3 separate regions of the Homo sapiens genome follow, and all the other regions are linked to region 1. A link is a loop called in an ENCODE intact Hi-C map of the cell type or tissue named here. Cell type or tissue: gastrocnemius medialis. All regions are shown on one strand. Each heading gives the region's core, and the rest is flanking DNA. Links, peaks and the distances in the headings are about the cores only. Region 1 overlaps EDEM1 (ER degradation enhancing alpha-mannosidase like protein 1). Region 2 has its middle 50 kb from the start of ARL8B. Region 3 overlaps ITPR1 (inositol 1,4,5-trisphosphate receptor type 1).

The links. A loop is a pair of places that touch in the nucleus more often than their neighbours do. Peaks named below come from ENCODE experiments on the same cell type or tissue, not always from the same donor. Only the 100,000 strongest peaks of a DNase experiment are listed, where the experiment ranks them.
Region 2: it touches region 1 in a loop (6-fold over the local background); 2 of 110 quality-filtered maps call a loop at or near these places.
Region 3: a loop joins it to region 1, with 2.3 times the contacts of the local background. A loop is called at or near these places in 3 of 110 quality-filtered maps.

What each region holds. Positions count from the first base shown.
Region 1 is chr3:5,189,009-5,196,996 of GRCh38, forward strand. It overlaps EDEM1 (ER degradation enhancing alpha-mannosidase like protein 1), which reads left to right. Exons shown (of 12, transcript NM_014674.3): 2 at 6,201-6,273. Among named protein-coding and RNA genes, the nearest start is that of EDEM1, 5.3 kb to the left of the region's middle. RefSeq lists a silencer at 685-804 and enhancers at 5,542-5,611, 6,012-6,081. In gastrocnemius medialis, for the core only: no CTCF peak of the experiment used is centred there; DNase peaks (open chromatin) are centred at 4,113, 5,953, 6,803 and 7,401; H3K27ac peaks cover 4,485 bases.
Region 2 is chr3:5,066,493-5,077,625 of GRCh38, forward strand. It overlaps the pseudogene RNF10P1. Among named protein-coding and RNA genes, the nearest start is that of ARL8B, 50 kb to the right of the region's middle. In gastrocnemius medialis, for the core only: no CTCF peak of the experiment used is centred there; a DNase peak (open chromatin) is centred at 6,199; H3K27ac peaks cover 1,191 bases.
Region 3 is chr3:4,735,789-4,746,921 of GRCh38, forward strand. All of the region lies in intron 44 of ITPR1 (inositol 1,4,5-trisphosphate receptor type 1), which reads left to right. Among named protein-coding and RNA genes, the nearest start is that of EGOT, 10 kb to the right of the region's middle. In gastrocnemius medialis, for the core only: no CTCF peak of the experiment used is centred there; DNase peaks (open chromatin) are centred at 5,308 and 6,073; H3K4me3 peaks cover 512 bases; H3K27ac peaks cover 2,911 bases.

The DNA.
Region 1 (7,988 bases), core at 2,989-7,988:
AATCCCCCGCCTCTGGTGGCGTGGTTGTCCGGGAAGGTCAGGCAGTCTTCCCTGTTCACCAGCCTTGTTTGCAAAGGCTGAGCTCCAAGGGTCACCACTGTTGACATCAAAGTCCAAGAGGGCAGTACACCCAGCTAAGGACCTCTTACCTGTAGGGAAGGAATGTGCATTGCCATAGACCCTGTTAGTCCAAATAGTTGACTCCCCTCCCCTGGATGGGAGTGGAGGAGTTGGTTTGCTCAGTGTCTTGGCACCGTCTGGGGCAAGCATTTTCCTTCACCTGGAGGAAAGCAGTGGAGTCCAGTCCTTAGGTTCTGATAAGGAAGCCTATAGACTAAACGGAGTTGGGTTTTTAAAATGGTGTGGTTATTTACACATTTATGTTTTAAATTGCAGTTTGAGAGCATGATTTCTACCGAAGCAAGGGGACATCCCAAGCTAAATTCAAAGGACTGAGCCTTTTCAAAATTCTAGGAAACCGATGAGTTTTTCTTGCTTAACCATAGCGTTTATACGTATAAGTGTATTTTCTATCTCAATTTTTTTGAGAAAAAATATTAAATTTTGAAAAAAAAGTATTTGGCCTTTCCAGATTTTTTGTTTGTTTTTTGAGACGGAGTCTCGCTTTGTCGCCCAGGCTGGAGTGCAGTGGCGCGATCTCCGCTCACTGCAACCTCCGCCTCTGTGGTTAAAGTGATTCTCCTGCCTCAGCCTCCCGAGTAGCTGGGACTACAGACTCGTGCCACCACGCCCGGCTAATTTTTTGTATTTTTAGTAGAGACGGGGTTTCACCGTATTAGCCAGGATGGTCTCATCTCCTGACCTCGTGATCCACCCGCCTGGGCCTCCCAAAGTGCTGGGATTACAGGCGTGAGCCACCGCTCCCGGCCATGGTCTTTCCAGATTTTAAGAAATGAATGAATTATTTGGCTCACTTAACTAGAGGGGACTTTATACCTATAAATGTATTTTCTTTCTTAGTTTTTTTTTTGGGGGGGGGGATAAACTTCATTTAATTGTGGTCTTTTTTTTGTTGTCAGCCTACATCATGCTTTGATGTTTTTTCTTTTTAAATCAACATCATTAAAGTTTGAAAAATATCATAAAATCCCACCAGCTATTTTAAATTTATTTTTGCCACTAGTTCCTACCCATATGTCTATGCATGTTTTACATAGTTGCAATCATAGTATGTGTACATATTTTGGATCTTAATTTGTGCTTTTCCACTAGTGCTCTTGGTATTACAAGAAGGGAGAGAGCACTTCCAATAAGTGCCTTTATTCCTGCTCACAGACTGTTTCTCAGATTACCTTTTATCAGGTGGACTGAAGTTGAAAACAGTTTAACGGGGAATTGTGATAACACTTTCATTTGAGAATATGACGGTTTGGAGAGTGAGTTGATGACATTTTAATGTTTTTCTTAATGAACCTTAAAAGCGCTTCTGGAGAACCTTAAGAATCCCTTCCCAGCAAAGTGAGGTGGTGGTTGATTTAACTTGCTGGTCTTTGTGGTATCATGTGTGCTGTTGGCCTTTATTTCAGGATGAAGGCTGCCGATGAGTGTTTTGGTTTGGTTATGCATTGGTTTGGTTATGCGTAAGTTAAGGTCAGGTTGCTTTGAGACAGATGTGTTATTGGAAAGAGGGTTTTAGAAGTATTGAGGAGGTGGGGATGGCATTAGGGAAGGGTTGTGCCCTGAGCTGGGTAGGCCCGTTGGTTGGTAAACCTTTGTTGTCTTTGAGGAGGCCAAAGAAGCCTTGCATGGACGCCTCACACTTGCCACTTACAAACAGTGGAAAACTTAATTTTTTGTACTCTCCTTCCTTTAACTCCTCTCAGGCTTTGCTTTTTTTTAAATATTTTTTAAAAAAATTTATTTTTAATTTTTGAGGATACACAGTAGGTGTATATATTTATAGGGTACATGAGATATTTTGGCACAGGCATGCAATTTGTAATAATCACATCATGGAAAATTGGGTATCCAACCCCTCAAGCATTTTTCTTTTGTGTTACAAACAATCCAATTATACTTTTAGTTATTTTAAAATGTACAGTTAAATTATTATTGACTGTAGTCCTCCTGTTATGCTATCGAATACTAGGCCTTGAGGAAAGTTTAAAACCAGAGTATTGTCATGCTGGCTTTGAAACAGGAGGGTACTTCACATCCCCAAACTAAATAATCTGTAATAAAAATTTTTCATATTTTTTGTTTGTTTGTTTAATTGACAGGGTATTGTTCTGTCACCCAGGCTGGAGTGCAGTGGCATAATCATTGCTCACTGCAGCCTTGAACTCCTGGGCTCAAGCAGTCCTCCTGCCTCAGCCTCCCGAATAGCTGGGACTAGAGGTGTGCCCCACCATGCTCGGCTAATTTTTTTTTTTTTTAATTTTTCTGTAGAAGTGGGGTCTTACTTTGTTGCCCAGGATGGTCTCAAACCCCTGGCCTCAAGCAGTCTTCCCGCCTTGGCCTCCCAAAGTGCTGAGATTATAGGTGTGAGCCACCAAGCCCAGCCAAAAATCTTTCAGATTTTAAAAAATCAAATGTATTCTAATGACTCATTTAACAAGAGTGAATTTGCCATTAGAGTATTATATAAAAAGTACACATAGAAAATTTCGGTGCTAAACACTCTTACCGTTTCTCTGTAGTCATATATGCTCCAAACTTATCTTGCCTCAAGTACATGTGACTTGTTCTTGGGGAGGTATCAGGTAAGGAGTTAACATGAAGTGAATAAAACCTGAACACTCTAAAAAGAGCAGATCTGTCTAAGATAACTATGCAAAGTCAGTTCTCACATCCTTAATTTGGGTTGGAGGATCCAAATTTAAAGTTTCTTTGAGTAAATGTGGATATTATATTTTTGTAATCCTGTGAATGGTTAACTGTAGTTCTGGCTTTTGGGCATGTGACCATTCTCAATTTCTTCTCAACTGTATTGCTATTAAAACAACAAAACAAATCTCAAATTAAGCCAAACAAATATTGGCCCCTCAAATGCTTAGGTACTACTAGCTCAAGATGGCCTCCTCTGCATTCCTCTTTCTTTGGAAAGTCCTGCCCTCTTTCAGAGTCAGGCTCCTCTTGTTTCCGTGACACCATCTAACTGTTTGAAGATGATTTTCCTTTATTTGCTCAGTTCTTCTTTTGATTCCTTTCCTTTGAGCTGCGATTCTACATTTTAACCTTATTTGAGGATTGAGTACTGTTGTGTATTCACCTGCATTTCCCTTTGTCTTGTCTCTCCAGATTATCAATCCCTTGAACGCAGGGACTGTTTCTTATGTTATCTCTGTGCCTACACCACACCAGGTAGATTTCTGAACAGCTGTTACAGGTTAAGTATACATGGGAATTTAAATTTAAAAACACATATGTTTGATTTTGTTAGCTACATAATCAAAAATTTTCTATCAAAGGCCATGGTTTTCTCCATCTTTTCTGTTTTGAGGTGAACTTTAAAAATTTACAGTGGGGTGAATGCCATGAACATTTGTACCTGGTGAAGTAAGTGGAGCGTTTAGTTGTGCGGTTCAGCCAGCTGGTTACAGGGAAAGGTATTGAGTTCTTGCTGGATGAACTTAAAGGTATCAGGTTAGGCTGGAGATTGACAAGAATATCTACAAAGAACAAATCCAGAGTCTGAGCTGCATAGTGGGCTGGCATAAATGGAGTCATAATAATTTCATGCTGTTAGGCCAGTAGAGTTTTATGGTGTTTTTTTTTCTTCCTTCATCCTCACTCCCACTTCCCCCTTATTTTGGCACCTTTTGAAAGAGGATGTAGCAATTATTTGGTAAGAAAGAATTAAAAGTGTTCTAATGAGTAAATACCCCAGATCTTAGAGAGGATTTGTCTGACTAGAGTGGAGAGAAGAAACCCCACAGTTACTGCAAGTAATTTTTTTTTTTTTTTTTACTGTGGCAGCTCATTAATTTTTAGTGACTGGGCATTGTAAAAAATATTTTAAAACTGGGTCTATTTTAGTTATAGATTACAAGGCAAAGCACAATAAAACATAGAAAGGAGTTCAGTGCTCACAGTGAGTACCTTCCTTCCATGGGCCTGTGCAGGTGGATAGAATGACACATGCCGCAGATCTGGGTGTGACTCAGGAGAGGGGAGTTACATGTGGTTCTCCTGATTACCATCTAGCTTGGATGCTACATGATGAGGGAGCTGTTTTCTGATGAGGTGGGCTGTTGAAGCCCACTCTGTTTCTAAGCGGCAGAGCAACAGAGTGAAATATTTACACAGAGCAGAACATTCTTGAGTTGGCAGAATTGGGCGTAAGGATCTCCCTGTCTCCTTTGAGCCCCTCCTGCAACCCTTGCACTTTTTGTACCTTTTTTGGCTGTCACTTGCGCTTGAGAGGCATATTTGAATCCATAGCTCTTGCTTTGAGGGGACCTTTTGCTATTGTATAAGTTTATTTCCAGAAAATCAACAAATAGAAAAAACAGGTACAATTTTCCAGCCAAGCAGTTTTCTGACTTCCCAGCTTATAGGAAATGAGCTAGCCCTAGTTCCTAGACTATAGCCCCCATATATATCTCGTTTCAAAAAAACAGTATCTAAAATTTTTTTTTTTTTTGAGACAGAGTTTCGCTCTTGTTGCCCAGGCTGGAGTGCAATGGCATGATCTCGGCTCACCGCAACCTCCGCCTCCTGAGTTCAAGTAATTCTTCTGCCTCAGCCTCCCTAGTAGCTGGGATTACAGGCGCCTGCCACCACGCCCAGCTAATTTTTGTATTTTTAGTAGAGACAGGGTCTTGCCATGTTGGCCAGGCTGGTCTTGAACTCCTGACCTTGGATGATCCACCCACCTCGGCCTCCCAAAGTGCTGGGATTACAGGCGTGAGCCACCGCACCCAGCCTAAAATTTTACTATAAATTCTTTGCTTTAGATTAGATGGTGTAACAGCATAAAACAAGGCAACTGGAGGGTTCAAATAAAATGAGACATTGGAGCTGTTATGCCTCTTTCACATAAGCCCCATTTTCCCCAGCTGAGGCACAGGCCTTTCAGAGACCACAGCAAGCCATCACAACACGAGAGGTGCTGTGCACCAGAAGCTTCTCTGACTGGAAGGTGAGATAAGGACCCATTAGGGTGATCCGAGGAGCAGATGAAGTGCTTTGGGATATGATGGAAGACTGCAGATATCAATGCATCTTGCTGGAAATAAAACTGGAGCTTTTTTGCTTTGGTTGCTAATAAAATCTTTAAACAGTTGTCTTATGTCTTCTCTTACTATCATTTTTTCCAAGCTTCTGCACTTATTTTCTGGATTTTTGGGAATGGGACAAATAAATAAATGAAGTCCCCAGAATTTCTCAAACTGTCCTTTATTTTACTAGTTCTTCATCCCTATTCTCCCAGATGTATTAGTTTTTTTGTTGTTGACTTTTTTGTAAAGTGTTACAAAGACATACCACAGTGCCTGAGGAGCTTCACCCTTGTCATCCTGAAGTTGGTTTCTTAAGGTTGTTTCAGAATGGAAAATTGGTGTAGATTATGGGGTGAGAGGTGTGTGGCAGAAACGTTTATGTAGCTCCAGTCAAGAAGTGAGAAAGGCCTCAATTCCTGCCTAGGTTCATGTTAAATGATATCTCAGAATTAACGGAAATAATCAAGACCCTTTGGATGAGTTATTAATGAAGAAATGGTGTAAAGAAGTTAATTTATACCCCCAACCATAGGGCAGATGAGTAATATTGACACTGTCAATTAATGTATTTACTTCTTTTTGTGTGTAATATAGGCTGTGGTGTCTAATTTCTGTATTAAAGTATTACAGGTGGGTCGTATGACAAGGGCTCTTCTTTAGTTCCTAATGATTGTGAAATCAGAGCTTTTTAAAGTTGGACAGGACCAAGGAGATTGTCTATGGTGATAAACCTGAATCTCAGAGAGGAGATGACTCACTGCCTCCTGACTTCCTGTGAGCATTCTTTCCACTCTGGTACAAGTGTGTCTCCACAGTTCTGTGACTTGATTCTACTTATGGACACCATAGAAAGTGTTACTTTGGGGGTAGAAAGACCTTTGCTGTATTAATTCACCCATAATTAGTTCCTGAATAAATAAGAGTTGCTGGCAATTATAGTTTCTGATGGGTGTTTACTTTTATTGTCTTCTCTTTTGAAATAAAGTCTTTTTGTTGAATTTTAATTTTCTTTTTCAGTTCAAATCTGAACATCAATGATGTACTAGGGAACTACTCATTGACTCTTGTTGATGCATTGGATACACTTGCAGTAAGTGTTCACCTTTTTTTAAAAAAATGAATTAAGATGTTTTAGAGTTGATTATCCCTAGTTCCCTCCAGCAGTGGGAATTCCAGGGAGCCTGATAAGTCAAAATGTATCATTAGCTTTGATAACTGTTATTTATTTTAATGACCTTAATGGGGAGAACAAGAAAAGTGTTGAAGGTTAAATGAGGGGAAATGTGATTCCATTAAAAAAAGGAGAAGGAATGTACGATTGATTTTAGGGAACCTATTTTTTTTTAACCAGTTTCTATCTTATTCCCTAAAAGAACCCATAATGAAGCTCATTAATATTGATAATTATAGTCGTTGCTATTCCAGGAGTAAAAGAGAGAAGATCTAAGGGTTGGCAGGTACCCTGAAATGTCATCTAGCCACTGGCTCCCCCAGGAGCAAGTTGGAGCCCTAGCGCCCATCCTTATGTGGGGCTCCCTAGAAACCCTTCTCTTTTATTTGCCACTTCCTGTTTTGTGGACACTCCATGCCTGAGCTGCCAACGTGGGTGCTGGCATTACTGCCTCATCCTGTGGTTTTGCTCATTGACTCTGGAGAACTAGAGGCCTTTGAGCAGATATGCAGAAGCACCTTGAAGGCAGTGTGGCACTCAGTACATGGTGCCATGTCTGTGTGCTTCATCTGCTTCACCTTTTGCCATTAAAGCAGTTTCCAGGGGACTGTATTCCAGCATAGTGTTGTTTTAAAATCTTCTTAGTTAAGGTGATTTTTACAACCTCTTTGCTTTCCTTCATTGTCCAGCAAGTCTTTACCATGAGAAATATCTTATTGCAGTCTAGCCCAAATGTTGTACTTTTATTTATTCTTGTTTCTTTTAACATGCCATAGAAGAGTTTAAAGCTGTCTGTTAGGAGATAGAATTGGGGCCGGGCGCAGTGGCTCACGCCTGTAATCCCAGCACTTAGGGCGGTTGAGGTGGGAGGATCAGCTGAGGTCAGGAGTTTGAGACCAGCCTGACCAACATGGTGAAACCCCTTCTCTACTAAAAGTACAAAAATTAGCTGGGCATGGTGGCGGGCGCCTGTGGTCCCAGCTCTTCAAGAGGCTGAGGCAGGAGAAATGCTTGAACCCAGGAGTCAGAGGTTGCAGTCAGCTGAGATTGCGCCACTGCACTGTAGCCTGGGCAACAGAGTGAGACTCCATCTCTGGAGACACACACACACACACACACACAAGAATTGGGTAATGTGCTAGCCAAGTTTGCATTATGATTGTCTAGTATCTTGCTAGTAGTAGAATTACCAGAACTTGGAAAGAGCTTGAGAGATCATTCTACGTCCTCATTTTATAAATAAGTAGTAGAAATAGGACTAGGCCCTTGGTCTAATAGGAAATCTGGGGTACTGATTTAGTATAATTTAAATTACAAAGCAACTTAGTTTCCCAATATCTCCTTCTGAAGTTATTGCTGCTCTGTTTCAGTCATTTACCATCACTGATCAAAATGTGCCCAGACAAGTATGTTCGACCTTAGAGCTAATTTGTTGATGATACCAGAGGCTGACTCAGCCTACAAGTGTTGCTTAAAGGAAACGTCCTAAGACTCAATGTATAGCTCATGAAAGCCTACTCCTTGTCCCTGAGAGCTTTGTCATCGTCGTCGTCTTTTCTTTTCTTTTCTTTTCTTTTTTTTTTTTTTGAGAGAGTCTCGCTCTGCCGCCAGGCTGGAGTGCTGTGGCGTGATCT
Region 2 (11,133 bases), core at 3,249-8,248, 120 kb before region 1:
CACTCCTGCATGGACTGGATCAAGTCTGATGCTCTGACCCCAAACAATATCTATACTGAGTCCCATTCCCTCAAACCTCTGCTCTGCACACGGGAACATTAAGCAAGAGCAAGGTTACCCTCAAAGAGTTAGGCCAATATTGGAGTTTGGAAGGAAAACTTGCGGCTGAGGGCCCTTGAGTATCCCTCAAATACAACCATAGAAGAAATTGTCTTTTATTGCCCCAAAGCAGAAAGCTCCCCATGGAGAAACTCATCCTCAACAAGGACCACCCTTGCCCTCTGTCTTTCCGTGGAGCAGGCCTTCATTGTGGACTTCTACAAGTGAAAGAAAGACTAGACTTGCTCTATGTGGACACAAGGCAGGGTGGGAAAAAAACCAGGGAGATAGATTTGACTTAGTAAGAAGGAAAATGTTCAATAGAGATGTCCAAAGCTGGAAGGGCTGCCTCAGCTGTGTGATTTGGGGGAAAGAGTCACTTATATACTCACTCATGACCTCATTTTCTTCAAGGTGATCAGTCTTGGGGGTGCTGAAAATCAGCATACAATATAAACACTAGATGAATTCTTTACTCCTAGCTGGGTACAGTGGCTCACACCTGTACACCCAGCACCTTGGGAGGCTGAGGTGGGAGGATCACTTGAGGCTAGGAATTTAACACTAGCCTGGGAAACAGTAAGGCCCATCTTTACAGATTTTTTAAAAAATTTTTTACCCTGAAGGGTGCTTCCTTCCTTTTTCTGTCAGTGTCAACACTTTATTTTGGTGTAAACACAGGAATCTGGAACATACATTGTATTTGAAATTTTCCTGGTTCCTGAGCTAATCTGTTTAAATTCAAATACTTAAAGGGTCGGGGGAACGGAAGAATAAGGAGAGATTTGTTTAAGGATACAAAATTACAGCTACATAGCAGGAATAAGCTCTAGAGTTCTATGCCACTGTAGGATGACTATAGTTAATATATTACATAATTCCTTTCTTTCTTTCTTTTTTTTTTTTTTTTTTTTTTGAGATGGAGTCTCGCTCTGTTGCCCAGGCTGGAGTGTAATGGCATGATCTCGGCTAACTGCAACCTCTTCCTTCCAGGTTCAAGCGATTCTCCTGCCTCAGCCTCCCGAGCAGCTGGGATTACAGGCACCCACCACAACGCCCAGCCGATTTTTGTATTTTTACTAGAGTCGGGGTTTCACTGTGTTGGCCAGGCTGGTCTCGAACTCCTGACCTCAAGTGATCCGCCCACCTCAGCCTCCCAAAGTGCTGGGATTATAGGTGTGAGCCACCGTGTCTGGTATTTTTTTTTTTTTTTTTTTTTTTTGAGAGAGGGTATCGATCTGTCGCCCAGGCTGTAATCCAGTGGCGTGATCTCAGCTTACTGCAACCTCTGCCTCCCGGGTTCCAGTGATTCTCTTGGCTCAGCTTCCAGAGCAGCTGGGATTATAGGTGCACGCCACCACACCCGGCTAATTTTTGTGTATTTTCTTTTAAAGATGGCTTTCACCATGTTGGCCAGGCTGGTCTTGAACTTCTGAACCCCTGTGATCTGCCCGCCTTGGCCTCCCAAAGTGCTGGGATTACAGACGTGAGCCACTGCACCCGGCATTAATATCCTTCTAGCTATTTGAAACTATGTAATATATTAACAGGGCCCGGTACGGTGACTCGCACTTGTAATCCCAGCACCTTGAGAGGCCAAGGAGGGCAGATCACTTGATGTCTGGAGTTTGAGACCAGCCTGGCCAACATGGTGAAACCCCATCTCTACTAAAAATACAAAAATGAGTTGGGAGTGGTTGTAGGTGCCTGCAGTCCCAGCTACTTGGGAGGCTGAGGCAGGAGAATCGCTCGAACTTGGGAGGCGGACGTTGCAATGAGCCCAGATTGCGCCATTGCACTCCAGCCTGGGTGACAAGAGCAAAACTCCGTCTCAAAAAAAGGACATTGAATGTTCCCAACATAAAGAAATGATAAAGTTTTGAGATGATGGATATGCTAATTAGCCTGATCTGATCACTATATATGTATGCAACATCACTATTAAAAATGCAAATACTTACAAATTACAGCAGCAAAATAAAAGCACAGAAAAGAGAAAACCCGACGGAGAAGGCAGCCCGGGTCAGCTGTGCCACTTGGTGTGGACGCCTGAGGTGCGGAACAGGAGCTGCTGTGTCCGCATTTTTCTTTCCTCTCCTTTTTCTTCAGAGAGGCGGTCGGAAGTAGCTGCTGGGTCTGCTTCGTGATGGCTGCTTCAATGGCTTGGCTGAAGAGTGTTGGAAACTGGGTACAGGAACAGGGTCTGAGTTGTCACTCTCCCCATCGCTGTCCACAAGAGCAGCAGGAATTAGGCTGTTTGCATCTTTGGAGCAGTTTTGGGCCAAACGTCTGTTTTTCCTTTTTCAATTCTCCACATCTGAGCAAAAGAAGGAGAGTCGTCTTCCAGATTCCTGATGCTAAATGAAGCAGTGGGGTGACAGACGGGTCAGCAGAAAGTCTGCCTGGGACCCTGGAGTTCTGTTAAGAGAAGAAAGGGAGGGGGCCCCAGGCCCTCCGTGCAGGAGGTCCCACAGTGGAGCTGGAGGAGCAGGTGTAGGAACGGCAGGGAGGAAGCTGCCGTAGATCCTGCAGGCCCCCTGTCTGGTTCTCCTCCATCTCTGCCCTGTGCTCTCAGCAGCGTTCCTCCTGAGACTTCTCCTGGTGACTTCTCTTCTCTATGTCAGTCTAGGGTTACCTTAGAGACCATAGGAGAAGGTCCCATTTCCCAAAACCCAGTCAGAGAACCACCCTGTGTTGAGAGTCCCCGATTCACTCACATCCCACATGACCTCGCCCGTACATCCTGGAAACAACAGCTCCCATCTCCTCGCCCCTGAAGGACCTGGGTACTGCTAAGATGTGTTATGCCCAGGGATTTTGATGCTTATTCTCTATGTGTTCCTGGTGCCAGAGTCTGCAAGGACCTACATTTCCAATTCTACCACCTCACATTGTTTTCCAGGGTTCTGGTACCTAATTAGGAAAGTCATCTGTGTCCATAAGTTCCTCTGGCCCTCTGGAAAGTGACCTAATTATAACAAAGCCACACAGAACAATCTCCTTCATATTACTACAAAGCCTCACAAATCAAATTCCTTGATATTACCACCATCATTCATCCCTGTAGGATGATGCCAATAAGAACAGAAGCCTCCATTTCTTGAATACTTAGTGCCTTACATGGATGAGTTCCTTACTTCTCTCAATAGCTTTTTGACATAAGTACTACTATTATGCCCATTTTACAGGTGGAGAAATCAAGGCTCAGAGAAGTTAAATGACTCGCCCAAGAACACATTGTTAGTTTCATATTGACAATGAAATTCTAGCCCTAGTCTGCCTGACACCAGTGTCGGGCATCTTGACCATTACACAGACTGTCTCAGGTTATTTCTACTAATCTCCCTATGAAGAATTATAAAGAAAATTTAAACAGTAGATTGAGGTAGGGGAACAGGAGGGAGATGGGATAATTTAAACAGTAGATTGAGGGAGATTGGTCTTTGTATTAATAAAGAAAATGCTAGCTAATATAATAATTAACCTCCCAATTTTAGTGTCTTAACACAGTTCAAATGTATTTTTTACTCATGTTGCAATCTGATGGTGTTCCTGGTGGGTTTCCTCCATGTGGTGATTCTGGGACCCAGGCTTGTCTCATCTTATGGCTCTGCCATCCTTTAGGGCCTTGGAGACCTTTGCATCCAGAAGAAACGTACACCCTCTTCTTAACTGCCTTGGCCCAGAAGTGACACACATCCCTTTCTGCTCACATTTCACTGGCCAGCACTGGTCCTGTGGCATTGCATAGATGTAAGGGGACTGGGAAATGTATTTCTGCCCTAGGCAGCTACTTCTCAGCATCAACTCTATACCATTCAAGAGGGCATGCAAAATATTTGGTGAAAAGTTAGTTATCTCTGCCCCAGCCTCAATGACCTTAAGTGTCTTCTATTCCATAAATTCTAAGATTCCATAATTTAATTGTTTTGGAATACATGGGAATCTGTTGAAGACTTGAAGTTCCTTTCTTTCTTTTTTTCTTTTTTTCTTTCTTTTTTTGAGACGGAGTTTCGCTCTTGTTGCTCAGGCTGGAGTGCAATGGTGTGATCTCAGCTCACCACAACCTCCGCCTACAGGGTTCAAGCAATTCTTCTGCCTCAGCTTCCCGAGTAGCTGGGATTACAGGCATGTGCCACCCCGCCTGGCTAATTTTGTATTTTTTTTAGTAGAAGCGGGGTTTCTCCATGTTGGTCAGGCTGGTCTTGAACTCCCGACCTCAGGTGATCCTCCCGCCTTGGCCTCCCAAAGTGCTGGGATTACAGGCATGAGCCATTGCACCCAGCATTGAAGGTCCTTTCAATACGGTCATATTCTTGTGAGAAACGATGAAGACAGACAATGTCTGTGGCAGTGTGGTCAGTATACTCTGTGGCCTGATGTTTGCGGTGCCTGAAAAGTGAGAGCGTCTGTCACCTTTTCTTTATGTTCCTGTAGTGTGGCCCGTGGTAACTTTCCAATAGGAGGGCAAGAACAACTCCAAGGGCAGAAACCTTGCCCGGGCTCCATCCCTTCCTGCCGAGAGAAGTGCTCGAAGACATGGTTTTTACATAATGTTTAGAAATAAGCATCTGAGAAGTGTGGAAACATGCCGTCCTGATTTACTCAGCCCCATCGCTAAGTGCTGGCATTATCACCATCTGCTGAATGTGGAAGTTGTTGAAAAATGAGTCACCTGGCACCAAAAACCATTTCTGCTCAGAATCCCCCACACACACTAACCCATCTCTTAGTATCAACAAAAAGTCTCTGCAGCTTGTAAGTTCTGAGAAGACTAAGAGAACATGAGTTCCCCCAAGTGGCGTATGTTTATTCATCCTCTAATACACGGGCATCCATTTCCTTCATCCTTGTTGGCACACTTGCTTTAAAAGGATGCTGAACTTTGTGCATGGACAAATACAGTATTATTTCTGAATTCATAGGCAGACTGGCTGCACCAGACTCCCCTGAATCTCTTTCCCATTTTATACTCAGTATTTGTTTGATAGCTGGCACCTTAACAATGAGAAATACTATGGGTCAAAACGTAATATGATAACCTCTCATGCATCTGTAAACATGTTAACTTTCTCCTCCATAAGGGACCCCAAACCTCCTTAACTATTTTTGGGTGATGTTCATTCCTTTTCTAGTTGAGCTACACTGCCCTTTTGATATCCTGTGACTTAAATACTGAAATACAAGGTTAAATACTGAAATACAAGGTTATACTGAAATACAAGGTTAAATCGTGACTTAAATACTGAAATACAACGTTAAATCGTATTAGCACATTTTTTTTAATGAGAGGTGGGTTGGGGGTGGTAACCCCCAGGCTCTGTCACCCAGGCATTCTGGGTGAGCACCCAGAGAGCACCCCAGGCACTCTGTCACCCAGGCTAGAGTGCAGTGGCGAGATCATAGCTCACTGAAGCTTTGATTTTGCAGGCTCAAGTGATCCTTCTGCATCGGCCTCCATGACAAAATCGGGAAGAAATGCCCATAACTATAACAGACCTAGTTTCTGCAATTAGTCACATGGTCATAACTGATATTTACACCTGCCTTCTTCCCCGCCCCATTGCATGTTGGTTGTGGCTCCTTCCCTGAGCCTATATCTTCATTCCTAACCCACTGACAGTGGCCTTTTTTAATGAAGGGCATAGAATATGAGAAGGTCACAACAGGATCAGGTTGCTGTGAAAGCTGCTCCCTGCTTGAGCCCTACAACCCAAAAGATAGGATGCAGCTTGAAGTATCTGTGGCTGAGAGATGCTGTTTGGAGCTGCTGGTTAGGGGTGGATCAGCATAGAACCTCAGGATTTGGGAGCAAAGCTGTGTCCTCCTCTGCAGAGCGCTACATATTCACCTTTTGAGAAGGCTTTTTGGGTTTTCTACAGGACCTAAGGGGAGACTGAATGTTTTATCCCAAGCTGCCAAGTTACCATGTGACCTGAGCCATCCATCATGAACTGGGCATTGTGCTCACTTGCTCTTCAGAAATTGTGAAATATCAGAGCATGTGTCAACCTGCAAGAGCCCAGACAATGTTGTCACATGGATTTCTGCAAAAGTTAGGAGACCTGAGTTATGGTCCTAACCAGTGCTGCCAGCTGGCTGGGTGACTTGAGTGTTAGCTTCCTCATCTGTAAAGTAAGGGCACTCGCATGCATGTAGAAAGAATCCAGCAAACCTGGCGTAGGGTGTCATGCCATCAACTGGAGTCTATTGGGCAGTAAATCTGCTCAGTAAGGGTGTCTCCAAAAAGATTTCACCATCAGATCAGTTTGCTAAGCCTGTTTATGCCAGTTGCTTTCTTGTGTGACTTCTCAGTGTTTCTAATATTCTAATGTGCATGTTGGTGGGGGTATTGAAAGGGAGTAATATACTCACAGAGTAACATACTGTGAGAAGAGTATGTGTATTGTTCCCCAAACTTATCATAAATATATATATATAATGTATAATATAAATGTAAAAATGTATAAAACCCCTTTTTATTGCAGATACTTATTCATATCACCTGGAGGTAGGCTTTCATGGAATACAGGTTAGGAAATTCTCATCAAGTGCTCCGTTAACATAATAAGCAGTTGTTAAAATCGGTAAGATTTATGTCTGGGTTTATACATGAAATGTTTACAGAAAATAGAGATTTATGTTAAAAAGAGCCCAAGATGAAATTACATGTGTGTATTGATGATAGCTATGAAAAACGGTGTCTAATTATATCAAGGAAAAGAGAAAAATAAGAGATGGGTAGTGTTTGAGAACTGAGTGATTGTTCTTCTATTTATTGAATTAATCAGTTTAATCAATTAAGTTATCAAATGAAGTGTTGGACTGAATGGGTTTTCAGACTGTACCCCTGGTGGCCACGAACAAGGACATGGTCAAGGAGAGAGTGATCAGGATTCTGGGGTTCTACCCTCTGCTTTAACAAAGCAATTTGGCTTTTATCTGAAAGTGGAGACACAGGTTGAGGGGTCAGGACGCCTGAGTTCAAATCTTATCTCCCACAGTCACTGGCAATATGACCTTGGGCCATCTCTCTGACCTCTTGTATCTTTCTCTGTAAAATGGAAGAAATAAGAACAGCTCTCTTGTAAAATTGTGGTCCAGATGAAATGCGATAATCCAGGTAAAGTACAAAGCACAATACCAGGCACATAGTCATGTACTTAATAAATGTGAACTACTAACATTCTTCTAGACTGGGCATGGTGGTTCATGCCTGTAACCCCAGCACTTTGGGAGGACAAGGTGGGAGGACCGCTTGAAGCCAGGAGTTCAAGACCAGCCTAGGCAATAAATCATGACCCTGTCTCTATAAAAATTAAAAAAAAAAATTATCTGGGTGTGGTGGCACACACCTACCTGTAGAGGCTGAGGTGGGAGGATCTCTTGAGCCCAGGAGTTTGAGGCTGCTGTGAGCTATGATGGTGCCACTGCATCCTGGCCTGGGTGGGTGACAGAGGGAGAGACACTGTCTCTTAAAAAAAAACAAAATGTGTTTGTAAGTGGGCAAACAAGGTGTTTCACAGCTAAAAGGGCTTGAGAAACATAGGACTTGAGCATGTGTGTGTGTTTCTTTAAAGGTATTTTTCATCTCTAAGAGTCTGAGATCTTGCCGTATGACAGGCATATTTTGAGACAGACAATTCCCCCATCCCTACTGCCTCACTGTCACTTCTGGTCTGTTTCCCAAATGCAAAACAAACAAAATCTCTTTGTTACATGGTAGTTGCCTGCTCCTTTTCGCTAATTTTGGTTCTTCTTCTAAATATGAGAACCAGCAGAAAAGTCATAGAGGCTTGCAGTATATCTTCACACAGAGACACACTTAACTCTTGATAAACAGAGTACGAGAGGACAGACGCGGTGGCTTATACCTGTAATCTCAGCACTTTGGGAGGCTGAGGAGGGAGGATCACGAAGTCAGGAGCTCGAGACCAGCTGACCAACATGGTGAAACCCTGTCTCTACTGAAAATACAAAAATTAGCTGGGCGTGGTGGCGGGTGCTTGCAATCCCAGCTACTCAGGGGGCTGAGACAGGAGAATCACTTGAACCTGGGGAGGTGGAGGTTGCAGTGAGCCAAGATTGTGCCACTGCACTCCAGCCTGGGCGACAGAGCAAGACTCTGTCTCAAAACAAACAAACACCCAACAGAGCAGGGGAACAGGCTAACTGGCTTGTGCTTTCAATGTAAACACTGAAATGTACATTTACTGCAAAGTGTCTTCATACTAGTAACTGATTAAAAATGGAGGCCACATTTTTTTTTAATAGAAACATACTTCTTCCTTTACCAAATAGTTGGGTTCATAACGTGAACCAAATTTTTAGTGCTGGCCGGGCGTGGTGGCTCATGTCTGTAATCCAGCACTTTGAGAAGCTGAGGTGGGAGGATTGCTTGAGCCCAGAAGTTCAAGACAGCCTGGGCAATGACTGCTATTTTTGTAGTGAGTCTTCATTTCTACAAAAATAAAAATAAAATACTTACCCAGGTATGGTGGCACAGGCCTATTGTCCCAGCTATTTGGGAGGCTGAGGTGGGAAGATTGCTTGAGCCTGGGAAGTTGCACTCCAGCTTGCTGTGCACCCTGGGAGGCTGATCTCTAGGGACTGGTTTCTGGTTGGCCAATGGTAGGCACCAGCAGGAGGTTGAAGCTTGGAAAGAGATGGGTCAGGTTATTTCTTCCTCCTGCATCTGCCGTGACTTGGCCTGGATTGGGCAGTGGCTGCAACCCTCTGTGACTTTAGCCTCCATGGGATGGATCCTCTGCATAGAACTAACTCTTAACCAGATTCTGGTTACATCTTCTGGCCTGGGGGCCTGGGGGTAGTGATGCCTTCTCTACTTACTAGTCCCTGAGTGCCCAGGCATCCCTGGTGGCTTCCTTTAGGCCTGCCCACACTTCTGTAAATAGTTACTTATTAAAGTCTCTTTAAAAAGCTTAGCTGATGGCCAGGCGAGGTGGCTCTCGCCTGTACTCCCAGCACTTTGGGAGGCTGAGGCGGGCCAATTACTTGAGGTCAGGAGTTGGAGACCAGCCTGCGCAACATGGCAAAATCCTGTCTCTACTAAAAATACAAAAATTAGCTGGGCATGGTGGCACATGCCTGTAATCCCAGCTACTTGGAAGGCTGAGGCAGGAGAATCGCTTGAACCTGGGAGGCGGAGCTTGCAGTGAGCCAAGTTTGCACCACTGCACTCCAGCCTGAGTAACAGAGCGAGATTCTGCCTCAAAAAAAAAAAAAAAAAAAAAAGTCCTAGCTGATGATACTAACTATACGGCATTCTAGAAAAGGCAAAACGATAGAGACAGTAAAATGATCAGTAGTTGCCAGGGGTTTGAGGGAAGGGAGGAATGAATAGGTGGAGCACAGGGGTTTTAGGCAGTGAAATGATTCTGTATGACATTATATTGGTGGATACATGGCATGATATATTTGCCAAAACCCATAGAGTGTATAACATGAAGAGTTTCCCCTAATATAAACTATGGACTTTGATTGAAAATGATGTATTAATGATGGTTCATTGATTGTAGCAAAGGTACCACTCTGCTTGATGATGGTGGAAGCCATGAGTAGGGGGGCAAGAGGTATATGGGAACTCTCTGTACTTTCCACTCAATTTTGCTGTGCACCTCAAAATGCTCTAAAAAAGTCTTTTTTTTTAAAGTTAGTTGTTTTAAAAATCCCAACTGATTGTGCTTTTTCCATGATTGATGTACACCTGTTGGACGCATACTGAGCAACAATGGCATCATAATGACGATAAAGGAGAAGACATGAATCTAGCTAACAAAAACAAGACAAGATACAGAAGAAAATGGGTTTAGCTAGTAAAAACAAGATATCATATTACTGTGTCAGATTAGATTTGGCTGTGAGATACAGAGACCCAAAATAAAGGTAGCTTAAACAGGAGCAGAGTGTGTTTCATGCTCACGTAAAATCCTCTATACTTGCCGGGCATGGTGGCTCACGCCTATAATCCCAGCACTTGGGGAGGCCGAGGTGGGTGGATCACCTGAGGTCAAGAGTTCGAGACCAGCCTGGCCAACACGGTGAAACCCCGTCTCTACTGAAAATACAAAAACATTAGCTGGGCGTGCTGGCACACGCCTGTAATCCCAGATACTTGGGAGGCTGAGGCAGGAGAATCGCTTGAGCCCAGGAGGCGGAGGTTGCAGTGAGCTGAGATCACACCACTGCACTCCAGCATGGGTGACAGAGTGAGACTCCGTTTCAAAAAAAAAAAAAAAAACCTCTATACTTTCATCTATAAAGTGGAGATTATTATTGTACTACCTTATTTGGTCATTGTGAGGATTAAATGAGCTAATGAATGAAAACTTCTTAGTACAGTGCCTAGTATATTATGAATTTAACTTTTATTGCTGTTATCATTATAATCCTTTCTCCTTACCTCCCACATTCATCTTGCACCACTCACTTTTTTGATTCTCTTATGCAGAAAAAGAAAGTGTTTAGTGATGTGCTAATCCAGCTTTCAATTTATTAAAATGTCTATGCATCACCTTCTTGGTAACTGGTTTTGGAGGATGGAATCACTGGGCAACCAGCGAGAGATTAGTGGTGAGAAGCAGGTGGTAAATCAGCAATTTGGGATTTAGATCACTGAAGTGTCTCCCATGGGTGAACACTCAGATAGCTGTTTTGCAGGATCTAGCATTTCCTTAAGATTATTTTACAATGTCTACTGTCTATTTTAAATGAAGAGAGCATTTAGCTCCTGCCAAGCTTAAACATGCCTACATCTTTCGGTGTGATCATGCATCCAAAAGATGGCTGGAGCCTGGGGCGACCCATTGCTCTTGGTAAGTGCCAACCTGAAGGGGTGACATTGCTGAGATCCTTTCAGGACAGGATTCTATGGAATGAGTGACAGCACGTCAGTTGTCAGCAAGGACCAGCCACTTCCCCAGTTCCACAGCACAACCTAAACCACCTCTGGGGAGCAGAAACAATGAAGTGATTGAGCTTAAGCCTGAAATGATTGAGAAAATCTAGAACAAA
Region 3 (11,133 bases), core at 3,771-8,770, 450 kb before region 1:
AGCTGTTGCTTCTGATAAATTTACCTACCTTTTAACTGAAAGTTTAATAAAGCCAAATCAATTTGAAATACTAGAGATACCAGGCTATGTTAGTCAGAAATGAATAGATGACTTTTTGAAAGGTAGGTATGATATATATTTAAAACTAATAATAAAAACTCAAATTCTATTTCTAGTTCACTTTTTATAGATGTCCTTAAAAAACAATTTTCATGATTTTTTCTTCCACAACAGTCATCTTAGAACATGAATTTTAATAATACATAAATAACATAACTTTTATATATGATCCCTTTAAATATTTTTAATACCTCCTTTATGCACTCTTCCTTCTTTGTTAGCTCTCTGAATAAGAGTTTTTTTTTTGGACGTGTATCTATGTACAGACTCGTGTACACATACACACACACATATGTTTTGATAAAAGCTTTATTGAGATATAATCCACATACTGTAAAATTCACCCTGATGTATATATTTGACCTGACATATTCTTGGCCTTGAACTGAAATTCGGAGTCTCGGTTAATGAAGTCTTGGTTCTTTGTGCAACTTTGTAAAGGGCGTTTCTTCCTGTGAGTCAGTGTGCCCCCGGCCAGGGTGCCTGGCTTGGCAGGTGCAGCACAGGTGAGATTTCAGTCCCTGCCTGCTCCTCCAGCCAGCACCCTTGTGCCTTGGCACAACCTGTGCAGCCAACTGCGGTGGCCCTTTTCTTTCGCCTTCCAATCCCCGCTTCCCCCAACGTACACTTTTGAAGTTCATTGTCACGTGTTGCACCAGGTTGGGATTTGGGACAATGAGTGAGGCACCTGGGCCAGTGGCAAGGCCCACTGCTTGTCTAAGTTGTCACGTGGGCACGAGTCGTACACGTTGGGATTGCTTTTTATTTTGTCATGTGTGTGTGGGTGGGTCCTGCAGTCCTTCTCATCAATGGAATGTTGCCCAGCCACTGCTGTGTTCTGGGCTCCTGTGTTGGGAGGAAGCAGAGCTGAAATGCTCCTTGTCTTAGAACCACATGATTTCCTGTGATTAGAGCAGTTGAACTGAATAGTCATTGAGCCCTTTCTGCGTATGTGCTGCTATACCAGGGGCGATGATGGGGCAGTGGTTTCCAGACATGGGAGCCAGTTCGTCTGTGAGGATTTTCTCCAGGCATAGTCAAGTGTGGAAAATGAGGACAATGTGGTGAACTTTTCATAAACCAATGGATTCAGGTTGAAGACCTGGCCATTTTTTTCTGAGATTATATCTCTCCAATCTTTATCCTTAGCCACAGTGTCTTCTTTAATGAAATGGTGTTGATTATGGATGATAGATTTTTTTTTTCTGTTGGCCAAATTAGAAGTTGGAAACCCTAGGTTGTTATTCCTTCCCTTCCCCAAATTTCAAAGCTTTACCAGTTTGAGAAATCCCAGAATCTCAGTCCTCAAGAAATTGAACCTCTAACAAGGATACGTGGATGTGCACATACGATGCTATGTCTCAAGGATGACATTTAGTGCCCTCCAAGAAGTAGAAGTGATGCCGGGGAACCACCAAGGAAGAAGGACCAGCATCTCTCTGGGGAGCCTGCAGACGGTCTGTGGATGAAATGGGCTTTCAAGGATGGACATGGGACTGAAAGGGGGAAATTGGGCATGGACCTGGGGCATAAGGAATCTTTGTCATATTCCATGGTAGAGAGGGCCCAGAGGTGTGAGAGCAGCAGTTGGGTTTCCAGAACAGCGGTTGGGTCTTTCAGACCGAGGAGTGCTATGTAGAAGTGAAGGGCCTTGGATGGGGGTTGGGGTTCATATATAGGAGCAGTGCAGCCCTCCAAGGGGCTTTGGAGCTGTAACGGAGGACTATACACCTGGCAGTAGAGGACAGGTAAACTGAGGAAAGCAGGGTCCCAAGGAGGCAGTCTAAGAATTAAAAAGTTAATGGGCAGTAATTTGTGGAAGAGCTGATGAGAACCTGAACTTAAATCTCTGATAAAAGAGTTCATATCTTGGGAGAGGATATTTTCTCATAATGGCACAAGAGAGCTCTCTGGGTGCTGGAAACATATTCGACCTCTTTGTTTGGGTGGTGGTTACATGACTGTGCACATGTTTAAAACTCCGTGATCGTATCCTTTGCTGGGACACGGATGGAGCTGGAGACCATTATCCTTAGCAAAATAACACAGGAACAGAAAATCAAATACCGCATGTTCTCAGTTATAAGTGGGAGCTAAGTGACAGGAACACATGGACACTTATAGGGGGAACGACGCCCACTGGGGCTTTTCGGAAGGTGGAGGTCGGAAGGAGGGAGAGGATGGAAAAATAACTAATGGGTACTAGGTTTAATACCAGAGTGGTGAAGCAATCTATGTGATAAACCCCAGTGACACAAGCTTACCTATGTAACCTGCAATTGCAACCCTGAATTTAAAATAAAAGTTTAAAAAAGAAAAAAAACAACAACTCAGTAAGCCATATGCTTAAAATTAGTGTGCTTTACTGTACCTATGTTATATGTCAATCAACAAATAAAAGAAATGAGGGCAGGGAATGAGACTCTGAACCTTGCTGGGACTAAAGGGGTGGGGGTGAGGGACAGGATGTCACAAACAGAGACCCTGTCACTCCTTGCACCAGGCCCAGGCCTGGACCTGCTGATACTTGGTAAATGTTGGCTGAAATGGCGTCTGATTAGACGTGGAAGAGAAGTCAGAGGCCCCATTCGGTTCTGGGCTTGGCATCGGGATGACCAGGTGCACAAAGGCACCATTAATTAAGGACTAACAATGAAGTATAGTGGCTGGTGGGGCTGAGGGCCGCCAGCACTGAGGCTCCTGGGGAGACGATGTCTGTGGCTCTGGTGAGATGCCATGTTTTTCACGGAGCACCCTGATGGTGACGGCCAGGCACACAGAAGCTGTTTTTCCTTCAAGTTCTTTATCTTGTAAGGTCATTATGAATATTAGTTTCATGGTTTCACACATTTATTACTCATACACCCAGGCTGTAGATGAAATGCCATGATGGAGTTACCGCAGTTCAGCCACGTGTGGAGCAGGGATGTTTTCTCTTGGGGGAACGCAGGGGTGGTGTGGGGGCCTGTGGATCCATGCCAGGATGGAAGGGTGCGGGTGTGGCCGCACGCACATGCTGTTTTCTCCTCCCCGCTTCTGTGACCCCTGGGGGGCCCAGTCTAACCCAGTGTCTCACAGGAGGCCGATGGTTCCAGGAAAATGCCTTCTAGCCTAGACTTGACTTGTCAGAGCCCCTTGGCCCCAAGCTTCTCTTTCTCTGGAGAAAATGATGTGGAACTAGGGTTGTGTCTGGGGCCAGTTAAGGACAGGAACCTTGAAGCCCCAGGGGGAGTGATTCAGAGTTTCGTCTTGCTGTTGAGAAGTTGGTTCAGAGTAGTAAGTGGCCAGCTGGGAAGTGAGCCTGACTTGGGCTAAGACCACAGTGTGGCAATTAATGATTGCTGAGATGCTTTGCTCCACTGAAGACATGGTGGGTTCTTGCCGGAGCTGGTGGAGCACGGTCACTTCCTGTTCGGTGCACCATGGAGGGTCTCAGGAAGGGAAATGGGTCTGTGGTCAGCTGGCCTTCTTGAGATCCATGTTTCCTGATGACAGGTGGTAGAAAGGGGAGTTGCAGGGAAGCAGGCAGGCCTACACAGTTCCAGAAATGTATACAGTCTGCCCTCTGTGTTTGTCGGTTCTGCATCTGTGGATTCAACCAACTGCAGATTTAAAATATTTAGGGAACGCTGGGCACAGTGGCTCAAGGAAACAGAAACTCAAGGAGGTTATGACTTACTCAGAGTTCCAGAGCTGGACAAAACCCATGATAAAATATCCTGTACCTCTTGTCCGTCCCACCTCCACCTGTAGTTATCTGTCACTGAATAACCACCTAAAAATTTAATAGCCTAAAGCAATGGCCATTTTGGTGCCTAGCATGATTCTGTGAGCTTGGGCTCAGCTGGGTGGTTCTTTTGCTCTGTGTGATCTTGGCTGGGTCTGCAACCATCAGGGGGTTGACTGGTCTTAGAACAGCTTACGTGGTCACTCATATGACTGTGGCCATTGGTGCTGGTCCTTTGCTGAGAGCTCAGCTGGGGGTACTGCCTGGAGTGCCTTGGTTCTCTGTGTGGTTTGGGCTTCTTAGAACATGGTGACTGGGTTCTGAGAAACAGTGTTTCAAGAAGCAGGAAGTGGAAGCTACTAGCCTTTTCAAAGCCTGGGTTTAGAATTCCTAGAATATCACTTCTATCACATTCTATTGGTCAAAGCCAGACATGAGGCCAGCCCCATTTCAAAGGCGGGGAGAAAAACTCCACCTCTTATTGTGAGGAGGGTACATGTATAAAAAGAGAGAATTGTTGGGGACCACCTTTGGGGACTGGCTTCCTCACCACCACCCCCATTATAATCGATTGAGCACCTACCATGGGTCAGCCAGGCCCCCAAGCTGGATGCTACAGCTGCAGGAAAGGGAGACACCATTGTCTCTGCAGTTGAGGAGTTTGGATCTCCCTGGATACTAAATCCCTTCTTTGCAAAAGTGTTGACTCTTGTCTTTCTCCTTTTGGATGTTGTAAGAAAATTCAGTCCTGCCTTAGGATAAGCTCACTGGGAATCACAGCACTCCAGAAATTCTAGATTTCATTGTCCAGACCCTAGAGGATTCAATTTATGGGAATCCACAAATAATGACATACAGTGCTTGCTAGGCACTCTCATGGAGGGTTTGCTCCCTTATTATGAAACCCTGTCATCCATCACATCATCACCTAAAGCCCTGAAATGCCTGGAAGCCAAATACAGGTTACTTCCCAGTCTGGCATAATGGACTCCCAGGGGTGGTGTCCCCAGGTCTCCCAGCATCTTTTCTTCCTGCCCCGGCTCCTGCAATGGTGATAACATCTGAGGGTAGATCGTGACTCCCAGACTTCTCCTACCTGGCTGCCATCAGAGCAGGCTTCACATTGAACCCTCCGCTTATGGGAACAAGGAGACAGTACCACAGCCCGTGGATTTTCCAGAAACGGGTGACACGTTGTCAGGTGATAGGATCACGCTTGTCTTGAAGAGAACTTCCGGCTTTCTTTCTCCCCACTCTGGTGCCACCCGCTTCCTGTCAGCCCCCAGAAGAAATATTTCCTTGTGGCTTGATGTTTTGTAGCAAGTGGGAAACTATAAAATAAGCATTTGCTTATGAATTAATTTTTGGCACACATGGGGCTCAGCAGGGCTCACGGCACTTTCATATCCGTCCTTCGAGTCCTTGCCAATTTCTATGTTCCTTCCTCCTAAGATGTTCCCACCAGCGCCTGGGGGAAGTTCCCTTCGCTTCCTCTTCCTTACAGAAGGACAGGGGCTGTCCTTACCTGGAATGAAGAGGAGGACAGGCTATCTTTGGACATACCTCGTTTTTTATTTTTGTTTTTTTTAAGCCAATACAGATGTTTTGGGATATATATGCTGACATGACCATAGAGAACCTCCTAGCACATTATGGGGATAGATAGTTAAACATTTTTTTGGACTAATTGCTTCTGGTTTCAGAAGCACTGGGAATTTCATGTATCAAATGGCTGCCCACGTCTATTCCTATGCCAAAGTCTAGTCTACAGACACACCCGAAAAGGGTTTTCTTTTCTGCACGTAAGCAGCTAGAGATGGAAAATGTGAGAAGTGCTCCGTCAGGAAACTGGCCTGCAAATTCAGCAGAGAGAGTGATCCCTGGTTCATGAGGCCTTTCCTACACCACACTCTTTTTTTTTTTTTGAGGTTGGCTTAAGAAATCAGCCCAAGAACAAGTGTTAGATAGGAAATCTCACATCCCTTCCGGAAGTCACCAACACAGTGTGGGAGGGACACGTTGGTTGGGCTATCTCTGACCCCAGTTAGCAAAGAGATGAGGGCGGAAAGGGCAATTTGATTTGCCTCTGCTGGAAATGGAAGGCCAGTTTGTGAGGAAGATCAGCCTTGGTTTGACAGGGCAGTCACCCTGAGGAGGAGGAAAAGATTGGTGTGTGAGCAAGTTACGTAAATGGGTGTTGTTTTTGGCAGGGAAGTCAGGAATGAGTCACTTCTGAGCGGTGTTTTCTAACCTCAGGTTTTATCCATGTGGGAAAGGAGTGAAGCCAGCAGTGGAGTCAGGGCAGCTCTCCTCCTGCACGTGGGGGTTCGAGAGCTGTTGGCATTAAAGAAAGAGGGAGGCAGTGACTTGTCCCCAGCAGGCGTCCCCAGAGACACTGCCCTTCTGCGGAAGCTGTGAGGGGTCAGCAAAGCCACCCCAGGTTGGCTCAAGGACCAGCTTGGCTCCTTTGAGAAATGGTGGCGTAAAGGTTAGGGACTCAGGGAGGACCCCCTGGAAGGAGAGAGCCTATCAACTGCGGGCCTCCAGACCACAATATTTGTGCTGGAATTCCAGCTCTGCCCCTGCCAGCCTTCAGTGACCTTGGGGTTTGTCAGGGCCACTTTGAAACTCAGTTTCCTCATCTGCAAAATGAGGGTTGGAAAAGCCTAGTCCCTTCCTTATGGAGTTACGAAGAACATGAGGGTAAAGTGTGTGGTCCGGTAGACAAGTGGAGCTGCTGCCAGGGCTGCTGATTCTGTGGTGTGGGTACAGCCTGGGCTCAAGCCCTGCCTCCTATATGCCCACCTCAGGACTCCTGGCGAAGTCCACCTCACTCATCCCACTGGTTCCTGACTTGGAGAATAGGATGGTGACGGTTCCCACCTCAGAGAACTCCTGAGATGTTTTCACAGACTATTTATAGAAAGCACCTCACGTGGCATCTGGCCAATACAAAGATCTCAAGATGATGTGGTTCTTATTTTTATTTGTTCATATATATTTTTAAGAGATAGGGTCTTGCTATGTTGCTGAGGCTAGACTTGAACTCCTGGGCTCAAGCATTCCTCCTCCCTCAGCCTCCTGAGTAGCTGGGACTATAGGTGCGGACCACCATGCTCGGTTCTAATTAATAATATTTTTATTTATTTTAAATACATGCTGTATTTTGTGAAATGTGTTTTCTGTCTAAAATCCTACTTCTGATATTTTCTATTTTTGCATAGTGGTTTATCATCCAGCAGGCCTGGGGGACGCTCTGTCTTATGTTATTTTCACACTCAATTGACCCAAGTCCTTCTGACTGTATATTAAAAATGATTTTAGAACTCCAGGACATTGGGAAATTTCATTGCCTTGAGTACAGGTTATTTAGGTTGGTGCAAAAGTAATTGCGGTTTTTGCCACTAATAGTAATGAGAGACATTCTGGGATGAAGCAGAAAGAAAAACAGCAATCTAGTCACTTCTTTGTGGTTTGAAGTGCTCCCTGGCCCAGGCCATTGTCTTGTCTGTCCTTTTTTCCTTTCCTTTCTTTCCCTCCTTCTCTTCCTTTCCTCCTACTTTATCTGCCTTTGACCTGAACACCTCACACCCTTCTTCACCATTCCCAGGAAACTGGACTGTTATTGAACAGGAGTCCTTGAGGATTATTGGTCTAAATCCAGGTCTTAAGGAGGAAGCTCAAAATTCAAAAGTCGTTACATTCTTAGGCATATCAGACTTGAGTGAGCCCTCCTGCAGAAGAAGATGGCAGTTCCCACAACTCTGCCCTGGTCATCCTTAGCGCAGCTCTCTGAGTGACGGCAGACAGTAGGTAATGCATGCACCTACTGGCATTCAGTTTCCCAGTTCGGGGCAAGAAATTACTGCAAGACTTGTCAGCATCATTCATCTGTGAGTCCCTCCAGGTTGGTGATAAGAGGCACAATCCCTTTGAGGTGGTCCCAGGGGAGAATGTGCATCCTGGTTCATGCTTCCAGAGGAGCTGGAGACCCAGCGTGATTTTTCTTATTTCCTGAGTAGCAGAGCCAACAATATGGGCAGAAGTGGACAGTTACATACATCTGCTTGTCTGGCCTTCCATGAGAGGACTACAGTTGTTGAGGGGGAAGGGGGAGGGGAAGAACTTTGGAAGCAGAATGTTAATCTCCTTCCTTTCTGCGAAACCTAGAAGCAGGAATTTGTTTCTTGTTCGTTTGTCTGTTTGTTTGTTTGTTTGAGACGGAGTCTCACTATGTCACCCAAGCTGGAGTGCAGTGGCGCGATCTCAGCTCACTGCAACCTCCGCCTCATGGGTTCAAGCAATTCTCCTGTCTCAGCCTCCTGAGTAGCTGGGACTACAGGTGCCCACCCCCACGCCCAGCTAATTTTTTGTATTTTTAGTAGAGACGGGGTTTCTACATGTTGGCCAGGCTGGTCTTGAGCTCCAGACGTCAAGTGATCCGCCCGCCTCAGCCTCCCAAAGTGCTGGGATTACAGGCGTGAGCCACCACGCTGGCTAGGAATTTGTTTCTAAGAGGAGATGTCTTCAGAGAGAACCTCAGGTTTTCCACAGTCTCCAAAATTTTACTAAAAGTGCAGAGAAAAATGACAGAGAAGACCTGGAAATTTTTGTAAAGTGAGGCATCAATTCATTTTATCCCACTGAATCCTCAACAGGTCCAGATATTCCTTATTTCTTTCTCTTCCTTCTGGTCTAGCAAGAGGTCTGTGCTCTTCCTAACTTTCTTTAGTGACTTCCGAGTGTGAGATGCCTCTTGGGAACTGCCAGGCAGAGGATTGGTCAGTCTTCCTCTGGAGGTTCAGGGATTAGTAAATGGTAGCCCACGGGAAAAATCCAGACAGCTGCCTGTGTTTGTAGATAAAGTTTTATTGGTGCATAGCTGCAGTTTTTCCTTTGGGATTGTCCTAACTGCTTTCCTGCTTCAGGGGCAGAGTTGAGTAGTTGTGACAGATAGCTGCAATGACCCTCAGCGTGTGAAATGTTTACCATTTGGCCCTTTGGAAAAATGTTTGCTGACCCTAGGGTTTGTTTAATCTTTACTATGTAGATGTTAAACTGCCTAAGGGAAAGAACCACAGTATTTCCCCTTTGTTCTGTGCTCCTCATCCCCTGGTATGGCAATTTTTAAGTAAATATTCACCAGATGAGCAATATCCTAAGTCCCAAGATATGTTGGCCACTTACTCAGCTAATAAATGGGAATTCAGGGAAACAGGCTGGGGCCTCCCTCCCTCCCTTCCTCCCTCTCTGTCTCCCTCCCTCCTTCCTTCCTTCCTTCCTTCCTTCCTTCCTTCCTTCCTTCCTTCCTTCCCTCCCTCCCTCCTTCCTTCCTTCGTTCCCCTCTTTCCCTCCTTCTCTCCTTCTCTTTCCTTCCTTCCTCCTTCCCTTTCTTTTCTTCTTTATCTCTTTCTTTTCCTTTCTCTTTCTGTGTTTTCTTTCTTTCTCTCTCTTTCTCACTGTCTTTTTTTTTTCTTTCCCTCCTTCCCTCCCTCCCTCTCTTCCTCCCTCCCTTCTTTCCTTCCCTTCCTTTCCCCTTTTCCTTCATTTTTTTCTTTCTTTTCTTTCTTCCTTTTGGTGGGAGCAGACAGGGTTGTTTTTTAAAAGACGTTTTCTTCCCTAGAGTCATCTCTGCTCTCCCCACATAGCCTCTGCCAGGATGTACTCCATCACCCCAGTTTACTATCTTTCAACACAGATTCGGGACGCAGACAAAGCAGGACATTCCTTAGGAAATTGTATATGTAGCCTGAGAGTCCAGACACCTGCGATTACAGACTTTGGATCTGTGAGCCCCCTCTGACCGTCCTACCCCAAAGCATCATGGTTTCAGGTTAGTCACTCCCTTATGGCTTAATGCTGTGCTATTTCTGTGCCTCCTACAAACGTTTTCCTAGTGGTAAACACAGGGACTTCTCAGGGCATATACGGTTGACCTTAAAACATCTGAAATGTTTTGAGGCCCCATCTCCAGCCTGTTTGCCTTCTTTTTCTACCGATCCCCTTGGGTAATCTCATCTACTGCCCAGGCCTCCAGCAGCCATTTATGCCAACACCTCCCAAAGATACAGCTCTCGGTCCCACCTCTCTGCCGATTTCTAGATTTCTGCTCAAATCCCTGATGGGCATCTCCACTTGTGTTAGCTATAAGTTAGCAGGACCCCATGACACTGTCATCTCCCTTCCTCCATTCTATTTGCCCTCTCGTGTTCCATAGCTTTCTCAGTGGACTCACCACCAGCCAAGGATACCCAAGCTAGAAGCTTTGCAGTCATCAGACTTCTTTTTCTCTTGCTTTTCTCCAGGAACTAATCTGTGCCCACTCTACCTCCTGGGAGTTTAACCATTGTTAGGACTTATAATGAGCCAGATAGTTGGCACTGTGAATTCAGAGTGGCCCAGCTGGGAATGGAGGAGCAGCGGTTTGAAACTAGGCACTGTTACTTCAGGATTCATATTCTTGACCACCAGGCTCGACCGCCTGCCAGCATAGGGCTGCTGAGATCTGCACCTGTCAGCCTTTTTGCCTGGATAACTGAGATAGCCTTTTAGTGGCCTCCTGCCTCTGGGCATTTCTCTCTTCCACGCGGTTGTCAGTGATGCCCCCCAAATGGAACCCTCACTACCTGCTTCCCCATCTGAACAGCCTTCTGTGGAGTATGGAGCCCATGGCCACCCTGATGGAACCCATCAGTGCCTCACGTGGTCTGGCCCCACCTGGGTTTCTCCACTCACTCCCCTACGCTTATTGTCCTGCAGCTGCAACTCATGCCTGCCAATCCCCAGCGGGGCCATGAACTCAGATGCCTTTGCTTCATGTGGGACGTGCCCTCATTCCCTTTGGCAGGCTCCCCAAGCCCTGATTGAAATGTCTCCTACTCTAGAAACTTCCTCTTGATCCCCTGAGGCAGAGATAATGGGTTGTGCTTCATTTACTGTAGTAATGACCACACTTCAACTGGAGCTTGACTGTAAGACCCGAGGGGGCAGAGACCAAGTCTGTCTTCACTCCGAGTCCCCTCGAGGAGCCTCCACACGTGCTGGATGAAAGGTCCTCAGTGTGTACATGATGAATCAGTGTGGATACTCCTACTGTATAAACTATTCTGGGAATTCACTGAGATAATATGTGGAAGGCACTCAGCTCAGCATGGAGCTTTTAACACATCGTAACAGCTCATCCAAAGCAACTCTGCTTACTTTTTGGTTGTTTATCTTCCCTCACCCACTAACTCGCCCAAGGGTGCACTTTCTTCCGGGGTCAAGTCTCCATCTGACTCCCCAGC